Linked DNA regions of Homo sapiens: region 2 is linked to region 1. A link is a contact called in ENCODE Hi-C or POLR2A ChIA-PET data. All regions are on one chromosome and are shown on one strand. Each heading gives the region's core, a stretch centred on a gene start or an enhancer-like site at or near the end of the contact. The rest is flanking DNA. Distances are from core to core; before and after follow the strand shown.

The links. A loop is a pair of places that touch in the nucleus more often than their neighbours do. ChIA-PET counts read pairs that join two places held with the same protein, here RNA polymerase II (POLR2A). Pooled maps may share reads with other maps.
Region 2: a loop to region 1 is called in a map of Calu3, with 3 times the contacts of the local background. The contact joins two enhancer-like sites. A Hi-C loop is called at or near these places in 1 of 168 maps with a recorded cell type or tissue (Calu3), 13 of 37 single-sample maps with no recorded cell type and 10 of 50 pooled maps. POLR2A ChIA-PET finds 5 or more read pairs at or near these places in 2 of 52 experiments (OCI-LY7 and WTC11).

Annotation. Positions count from the first base shown.
Region 1 is chr7:47,990,291-47,995,197 of GRCh38, reverse strand. SUN3 (Sad1 and UNC84 domain containing 3) reads left to right here. Exons shown (of 10, transcript NM_001030019.2): 8 at 716-883. Among named protein-coding and RNA genes, the nearest start is that of HUS1, 13 kb to the right of the region's middle. RefSeq lists enhancers at 3,024-3,253, 4,439-4,907. Within about 2 kb of position 3,282, at least 25 of the 41 ENCODE cell types and tissues checked have a DNase peak (open chromatin) inside an H3K27ac peak, as active enhancers do.
Region 2 is chr7:48,243,590-48,248,293 of GRCh38, reverse strand. It overlaps ABCA13 (ATP binding cassette subfamily A member 13), which reads right to left. Exons shown (of 62, transcript NM_152701.5): 11 at 3,591-3,718; 12 at 2,682-2,782; 13 at 2,264-2,431; 14 at 1-55. Among named protein-coding and RNA genes, the nearest start is that of ABCA13, 74 kb to the right of the region's middle. RefSeq lists an enhancer at 2,294-3,493. Within about 2 kb of position 2,069, at least 4 of the 41 ENCODE cell types and tissues checked have a DNase peak (open chromatin) inside an H3K27ac peak, as active enhancers do.

The sequences.
Region 1 (4,907 bases), core at 2,033-4,532:
CATCATCACCACCACCACTATCACTGTCACCACCACCACCACCATCACTGCCACCACCACCACTACCTTCATCACCACCATCACCACTACCACTTCAATTATCACCATCACTATCACCACCACTACCATTACTACCATCACCATTACCTCTACCACCACCTTTTTAGGTGATACCATTGCCATGACCACTATTGCAATCACCATCACCACTACCACTTCAATTATCACCATCACTACAACCACCACTACCATTACTACCATCACCATTACCTCTACCACCACCTTTTTAGGTGATACCATTGCCATGACCACCATTGCAATCACCATCACCACTACCACCACCACCATCACTGTCACCTCCACTGCCACCATTATTACCACCATCATCACCACAATGATCACAATGGTCACCATCATCATCCTCACTACCACCATCACTAGCCTTACCAGCACCACCACTCATGCCCTCTAGCTGCCTTATAACAGCTTACAGTCTAGTTAGAGCAATGAAAGAAAACATGCTCATATGATAAAGGGCTCTGATTGATATAAGCATACAGTGCTCTGGAAGAACAACCACACTAGAGGTGCCTTGGGAGTTTTCCTATTTGATAGGCATAAGAGAGATCTGCAGTCAATAGTGATTAGCTGACCAGTATTGTGGGAATGGATTCACATAACTAGTTAAGAGATTAATTCAGTGTTTTCTTTCCAGCCGGATGTCTACCCTGGAAAGTGCTGGGCTTTTCCAGGTTCCCAGGGTCATACCCTAATCAAGCTTGCTACAAAGATCATACCAACTGCTGTTACCATGGAGCACATCTCAGAGAAGGTGTCTCCGTCAGGAAACATCTCCAGTGCACCCAAGGAATTTTCTGTCTATGTAAGAAGCTATCTAAATTTGTCATTCAGATTGGCCTGATAGAAGGTGGTTGGCTAGGAATTAGGGGCTGTCCTCTGAACTAGGACAGATAACTAGTTGTGTCACTTATTTCCTGGACTTCTGCTTTCTCACCTACAAAGAGAGAGAGTTGGACCAAATGATTTATATTATTATTTTTACTTTTATCAAAGTTATACATGTATAAGTAAAAATCAAATATTTCCATAAAGTTTGTAAAGAAACAGTAATTCCTTGTCCCACTTCTCCACATCTCCAATTCTCATTATCCCAAAGCTTCTACTTGCAACAATTTTAGATGTTTATTTGGGTACTTGCCTCCATGTTGGCTTTTGCCATTATTTCCTGATTTTTCAGTTTTGATTATGACATCCTCTCATTGAAAATGAAGATTAACTCTTTTCCATGGCACTTCCATCTTCCCAAAATATTTATGTCTTAATTTAAAAAACAAAACAGGTTTCTGGAGATGTAATTCCCATAACAATTAATTCACCCATTTAAAGTACACCCTTCAGTGGCTTTTAGTGTATTCACAGAGTTGTGTATCCATCACCATAATCAATTTTAGAACATTTTTCTTACCCTAAAAAGAAACCCCATACCCCTTAGCCGTCACCTCCTATTCCCCTAGTGTACTCCTCCAGCCCCTGGCAACCACTGGTCTACTTTGTCTCAATAAATTTACCTATTCTATACATTTCATATAAATTGAATCATTTATAATGTGTGATCTTTTGTGAATGGCTTCTTTAACTTTGCATACTGTTTTCAAGGTTCATTTATGATGTAGTATGTCTCAATATTTCATTTATTTTTTATTGCTGAATAACATTTCATTGTATGGATATATGACATTTTATTTATCTATTCATCAGTTGATGGACATTTGAATTATTTTCATTTTTTTGGTCATTATGTATAATGCTTCAACAAACATTCATGTACAAGTTTTTGTGTGGACATGAGTTTTTGTTTTCCTTGGGTGTATACCTAAGACTGGAATTCCTAGATAGCATGGTAAATGTAGGTTTAACATTTGAGGCACTGCTAGAAGACTGTATTATCTTTTTGTTCAAGCAATACTCAATGTTTTCACAGTGACTATGTGAACAAAACAGCTCTCAGTTGAGCTATTTAGTGTACTTAAATACTACTTTCTTCCATTTTTTTAAATGTTTCTGAGTGTAATAATTGCTTTACATTTTTTTTTTCTTGAGACAGGGTCTCAGCTCTGTTGCCCAGGTTGGAGAACAATCACAGCTCACTGCAACTTCAAACTCGTGGGATTGTTTTTTAAATTTTTTAGTAGAGATAAGGGTCTTATTATGTTGCCCAGGCTGGTCTCAAACTCCAGGGCTCAGGATCCTCCCGCCTTGGCCTCCCACAGTGCTGGGATTACAGACGTGAGCCACTGGTGCCCAGCCTATTTTTCTTTAATTTGCTTAGTTTTCTGCATTCCTATTACTAAAACTTTCCCAAATTCTTCTTCAGAAGTACAAATATTCCCCCATTATGTTGATTCACATCAGATAACTTATAAATTTCTTCCTTTCTTTATTCCTTCCTTCACTTTCTTTTCATTTATTTTCTTTTTTTTTTCCCAAGATATCCCTCTGGCGCCCTCAGCATTTTGCTCCAGCCTTGTTAGGTAGGCCTGATGCACAACTGTTGTCGTGGGATTTCACTCATGCATCCTGAGGATTCAACTTACTGTCTAATTTATTATTTTTAAAAAGTGTTTCTTCTTTCCCTTTTCTGCTTTTTGTTCCACCTTCTGGAAGATCATATCAATTCACATTTTAACCCCTCTACGGAAATTTTCATTCCTGCTGTCATGATTATACTTTCTGAGACTTCTTGTTTCTATACATATTCCCTTTTTTAGAGCCTATATTTTTTTCTTTTATGAAGGCAGTACCTTCTCTTATGCTTCTGAATATATTAACTGTAGGCTTGTCTCATTTTCTTCTGCTCGCTTCCGGGTCTGGATTTCCTAGCCCCACTTTTCCCCCTTGCGGGTAGCGTCTCTCTGTTTCCTGTACAACACTTTTCTCCCATGTCTGTGATGCTTGTCACATGAATTGCTAGGCGGTGCAAAGCCGGCAGGAAGCTTTGCGCGCACGGTGGGGCTCATCCGTCGTGAGTTTGCAGCGGGAATCATCTGGTCGGGCCATTTCGTCGGGAGTCACAAGTGTGCTATCAGGAGAGCTGACCCTGAGAGGACTCCTGCAGTGCACAGGAGGTGCCAGCCTGGCCCACCACACCATGAGCTGCTGGGGAGAGGAGGGCCGCGGGGTCACCACTTTGTGCAGAGGCCATGCTCTTGTGGGCGGTTCTGGGGCGGCGCCGGCAGTGGTCTTAGAGATGGGAGGAAGAAGAGAGCCCTCTGCTGGGCCAGGCGGGGCTGGAGGGGCGTGGAGGCGTTGTAACTGCTTTTTGAAATGACTGTTAGCTAAGCCGCAGATTTGGGCTCCTTTCCCCCACACTCCCCCTCACGCTTTCACCCACACGCTCCCCACATGGACACCCTCCTCCGGCCTTCCTGGGAACCTGCCGCTTAAGTCCTGCGCTGCTGGGTCCACGTACAGCCCGAGTAGTTTGTGTTCTTTCTCTCCAGGCGCCATTTGGCCATCTTCACTTTTTGGTTTTTCTGTTTGTTTGTTTTGGGGTTTGTTTTGTTTTGTTTTGTTTTGTTTTTTGGTTTTACTGTCTACTCCCACTTTTGCCTTATATAGGTTTATGCCTTCAATTATGATCTTCCCATCTGGAGGAGGGCCCTGGGTTAAACAGCCTGCCTTATATGTCACCCAAATGCCTCTACATTCCATATCTGGAGTTTCAAAACAAAGGGCTGCTGTCCTTTCATAGAAGCCCACACCACCTGCAAGTGGTGTCTCTGAAAAGTTGAGTTTGAGCAGCTAAGTTCCATCTCAGAAAGGTGAACACGTTCATTATTTAGACAAATTATGGGTGAATCCCAAAGGCAGGAATCCTTTAGTAATAAAAACTGCTTCTCATCATTTTCTTCTACATTAAAGAATTTATGAACCAAGTAAAATTAAAACAAGGTGATAAAAGGACTGGGCGCAGTATCTGCTCCTGTGATCCCAGCTCCTTAAAAGGCTAAAGCAGGAGGATCACTGGAGCCCAGGAATTCGAGGCCAGCCTGGGCAGCATGGCCAGACCCCGTTTTTTTGGTTTGTTTTGTTTTGTTGTTTATTTGTTTTTTATTTTAACTTTTATTTTAGGTTCAGAGGTATATGTGCAGGTTTGTTATACAGGCGGTAAGTAGTAATACCCAACAGGTATTTCTCTGCTCCTCTCCCTCCTCCCACCCCCCACCCTCAAGTAGATCTCAGTGTCTGTTGCTCCGCTTTGTGTTCATGTGTTCTCATTATTTAGCTCCCACTTACAAGTGAGAACATAGAGTATTTGTTTTTCTGTTCCTGTGTTAGTTTGCTGTGGATAACGGCCTCCAGCTCCATCCATGTCCCTGCAAAGGACACGATCTTGTTCTTTTTTATGGCTGCATAGTATTCCATCAGATCCTGTTTCTTAAAAAAACCCAACAAGGTGATAAAGGAGGTAGAAATAAAACTAGCACTCCTGTCTTAAGCTAAAGAGAATATATGAGGCTTGAGTCATGTGTACATATGAAGGGGTGGCCTGCCCCTCCCCACCTGTGGGCGTTTCTCGTCAGGTGGAACGAGAGACTTGAGAAAAGAAAGAGACAAAGAGACAAAGTATAGAGAAAGAAGAGTGGGCCCAGGGGACCAGCGCTCAGCATACGGAGGACCCGCGCCGGCACCAGTCTCTGAGTTCCCTTAGTATTTATTGATCATTATGGGGTGTTTCTCGGAGAGGGGGGATGTGGCAGGACAATAGGGTAATAGTGGAGAGAGGGTCAGCAGGAAAACATGTGAACAAATGTCTCTGCATCATAAGGTAAAGAAAAAAGTGCTGTGCTTTTGATGTGCATATACATAAACATCTCAATGCCTTA
Region 2 (4,704 bases), core at 820-3,319, 250 kb before region 1:
GTATTAAAACTGACATATTTTTGTGCCAAGTAATGACCTCTTGCAAAATACGATCCTTAACAAGAAAAGAAGATATTGCTTATAATAAATAAAGCAATTCAGATGTGGGTATTTGAGACGCAGCCTTGACCCTGTATCACTAAACAAGGGGTCCACTCAAACTGTACATCAAAGATCGTGCCCTATGGCATGGTAATTATCTAAGTTATAGTTCTAGACTTGAATCTTTACTCATGTTCAGGTTAATAAGTCCAAAAATAAAACTTAATCCAATAATAAAGTAGGATGGGACTCAGTGTCATAGCTATCTGTGTTAGCTAGTTGCAACAAGTAGCCTGTGAACCAGACCCCCTGAGAGTCTCACTCTCAGTACCACCTTCCACAATTCCTCTAGGCTGAGATCTGGCTCACGTAAACCCATAGAATGCAGCTGAAGTGAATTGTGCCAGTTCTAGTTCTACCTTCTCTGAGGACTGGCAGCTCCTACTCTCCCTCCTTGCCTGTTTTTGCTTGTGTGTGGGATCCCTGGATAGCCATGTCAGAAGTCTGGCTACCCTGCTGAAAGGCCATATGGAGAGGTTACCTGGAGAAGAGACATCTTGAGTCTGAGAGGAGGATGAGAGGCCCTCGTCTCAGTATCCTAGCTAACCAGACTCCAGCCCTCACGGCCATCTGACTGCAACTACATGAATGATGCCCAGTAAGACCATCAGAAGAACCACCCCACGGAGACTGGTCAACCCAGAGTCAGAAGAGCGAGAAAATAATGTGTTTTGTTTTAGGTCACTGAGCTTTGGGGTGATTTGTTAGTGATACGTATCGTAGGCATCATCCAAAAGGCTACCTCAAGTATATGTAACCTATAAATACATAGTTCCCTGCTTCGTATGAGACTACAAGTTAGACTTTACAGATAAAAATAAATTTGAGATAGGATTTCTGCCAGGAAAGAGCTGACATCTAGTAGCAAGAAAGGTATTTGCAAACAGGTAATGTTTTTTGTGCCTGCATGCATTCACATACACTTTTCTTATTTATTTTCTTTTCTTTATTTTTTTAATAGGGTCTCACATTGTCACCCAGGCTGGAGTGCAATGGTGTGATCATGGCTCACTGCAGCCTTGACCTGCTGGGCTCAAGCAATTCTCCCACCTCAGCCTCCTGAGTAGCTGGTATTACAGGCATGTGCCACCACATCTGGCTAATTTTTGTTTTCATTTTTGTAGAGATGGGGTTTAGCTATGTTGCCCAGGTTGGTCTTAAACTCCTGGGCTCAAACGATCTGCCCACCTAGACCTCCCAAAGTGCTGGGACTACAGGCATGAGCTACTATGCCCAGCCCTTCACATATAATTTTCTGCCTGCTTAGCATCCTCTCCTGACTTCTCTTTGCTTCCAAATCTTACACCTCATCTAAGGCTCATTGACTTATTTGGGAAGACTCCTAGATGCTGAGCTCCAAGGCTCTCACTGTTGTTTGCCCTTCTCTACCAAGATAGTGTCTTCTTCATGTTTGTACTCCCTTCAGCATACTGTCATGCACAGAGTAGATGCTAAGAAATCGGTGATTGAATTATGCACACTATTCAATTACTATCCCAATTTTCATTTTGCTGAGACACCATTTATATTTCACTAGTTTCATTATTTCACTGGTTTTATTTCCATGGTATATAAGGATATAAAAAAAAAAGGTAATACTGAGAGAGAAAAATGAACTCTAAAAATATAAATATTGTAATTTTAATTCTCAGTAAGAAGAATAGGGCTGGAACTTGACAAAATAATCTTTCCAAACAAATCGTTCAACATTCTGCAGTCCCACTTGAGCGCTGAACAGGGGTAGCCCATTGTCCTGGGCAGTTACATGAGAGGAATATGACTTTTAAAGCTTGTAACCACTCAAAGCCACAGTTTTGCTGGGATTGACTAATCACCAGAGACTCCTCTGCTTTTCTTAGCATGTGCAGCCAAGAATGAAGCAGATCAAGGATCCAGGAAGCCAGAAAAGAAGAAGTGGTATGTTTTGAAAGTTTGAGGAATTTCAAGTAGGTTTTGGCCAGGCGGGTGGCATACAACCTTTCAGTCAGACAGAAAGGCCAGCATTGAAGGGCAGCTGGAGTTCAGAGAGCCAGCTTCCTTTAAGTGTGTGGGCTTACGGCAAAACTTTCCTCATCGAAACTCCAGGTTAAATATTAGCATCTTTGGTGAATTTAATCTTAAATTTGTGCCCTTAGAAGAGCTAAGATGGTAGAATACTTACAGCATCCTCTACTGAACCAAGTAGCTTGTTTAAAACACTCGTCTCAGAGGAGTTACAATAGCACAACAGTCCCTGGAGACCACCCCATATGCTGGAGTTTCCAGGCGGCAAAAAGACCTCCTTCTCAGAGAAACGACCATTCGGGCAGACAGCATTCTTCGCCAACATCTAAAAGATTAATAAGAGTGGGAAGGAGTAACATTTAAAGAGGCTTAGATACCCTCTTCATGGGCTCAAGAACTGCAAATATAATAAGCAATGATAAACATTTTAAACACAACATAAAGTTTTGAAAAACCTGCATATTGTTCCCTTTTTTAGCTAGCACAATTCACAAAAGGAGCAAAACTGAATATTGCATGAGCTTCTTGAATGTTTTATTAAAAATGCTTATTTATAATTATTTGTTGTGCTTTACCTGTTTCAGCTCCCAAAAGAACACATCCTTTTCCAGTTTCAATTGGTTAAGTTCAAACCATTTAAAATCATTAGCTGATGTCTCCAGGCAAATGAGGACTTCTGCAAAGTAGACAAATTGATTATTATTCACCTAAGGTAAGTAAGCTTGACTTTTATACATGGCCATGAATCAATAAACTGGATCCTGAAAACATGGATTTTTTAAAAACTTGACCTATTATTATACATTTTCTTCTCTTCCTTAGAAAGGAAAACAGGAGTCATTGTAATATCATTTTGTCCTTTCCAAAGACTAGTGAGAATGAGTTTTTACTTCTAAAGTAACATCCCCCCTCACTTTTTCCCTCTCCTCCCTGAGAAAATGAAAAGGCTGCAGCCCATCTGGGCAAAAGTCCAAACCCAACTTCCTCAGAAGAGGGAAGAAAGAATAATGCTCACCATAGTCAAGAAAGTTCAAAGAAGGGCATTCTGCAAACCCAGGGGGAACACACTCTCCCTACCGGACACCAAGAAGCATTGGTGGGAGGAGGCAGTAGAAGGAACAGAATACAAAAGATACGCTTATTCACAACGCACTCTGGTCCCTTTCCAGCCTGAAAACCACAGATGCTGCCGTGAATGTGAAAGTCAACCCAGCCTTAGGACACTGCTTGTCATAGGCCACAGCATGGGCTTAAGGAAAACAGAAGGATGCGCTCTTCACTGTGCCCTTATTGTTTATTTAGCCTTGGTGTGCTGTATTTTAAATCCCCTAGAAGGCATCAGAGTAAAGCATAAATATGCATATGACACCAGCAAAGTTATCTCCCAACTTTACAATGTGTCAGGCAGTTTCAAGTCCATTTTCCAATAAATTTCACATTTACTCTTAGTGAGTCAGGGACAAATAACACCAAAGCTAGCTTACCTTGGACAAAATGTAAATTCTGAGCTATCGCATTTCTGAGAGCTCCATCAAGCTGAAGAAATCTCTTCAGTGCCGGCCACTGGGGCAGGTTTTGCAGCAAGCTTTGCAATTTCCACAGATGCTGTAATCTGAGGGCAAAAATAAATAAATGAAATAAAATGAAAAGTAGTTCGAAGTGCCAATTAGGGAAATAAAAATTCCGTTCAAAGGAAAATATTCCACTGCTTTGAGAAGTGTGTTCACTAGACTGAAAGTCACACTTCATCACACAACCAGGTTCTTGACAAATTGCATTGAGTCACCTGATTGGGAGATTCTTTCAATACTGAATATGGATTAAACATTCTCTTTACCCCAAAATGGGAAAGTATATTCCTAGGTGTGTGTAAAAGAAGTGAGGGTTAGGATAAAGTTTCACATGGGGTCTAAAAACATTTGCCTTGAAGCCTATAGTTAATGAGATATAGAAAAATATTTTGAGAAAAGTTTCAAAATATAGAGATGGTGTGTGATGGTATACAGGACCCATCGCAGTGGTCCCAACTTGAGCCAATTGGCAATGCCTGTAGGATTCTCCAAGGTCAAAGGAAGAACGACCACCCAGGCAGCTCAATACAAATAGTCCCTAGAATGTCAGACTAACGGGCTCCAGACATGGAAGAAACAACTGAGAAGAGAAGCTGGAAAGAAAATGAGTTTGATAATGTGAAGAACCTGAAATTGGGAATAAATACGGGAGAGGGAGAAGCAAGGCATAGCCACACTGTGGGCAGCAGAACTGCCCAGAGCAGGTGAGTCCAGGCTTTCTGTGTCTTTGAGCAACTGCATGGAATCCTCACCTGTGATAAACGAAGCAAGCTACAGAAGGAGAAAAGCAGAAAGAGATGTAGCTACTTGAAGCCCAAGCAAAATGTTCCACTGGCTGGAGCCATCCCACTGCTTTGAGTGCCTGGCGTCCATTTCGACTTCTGTGCCATAGTGGTCAGTCTCTTCATGGCATCTTGATAGTTTGGGGTTGAACACAGGCTTGATAAATAGTTGCTGCTATTCTCTAGCTGGAGAGCTGATGGACCCAAGCACCGTAAAGGGTATAGAGAGAGTGAGCAAGGTCCCA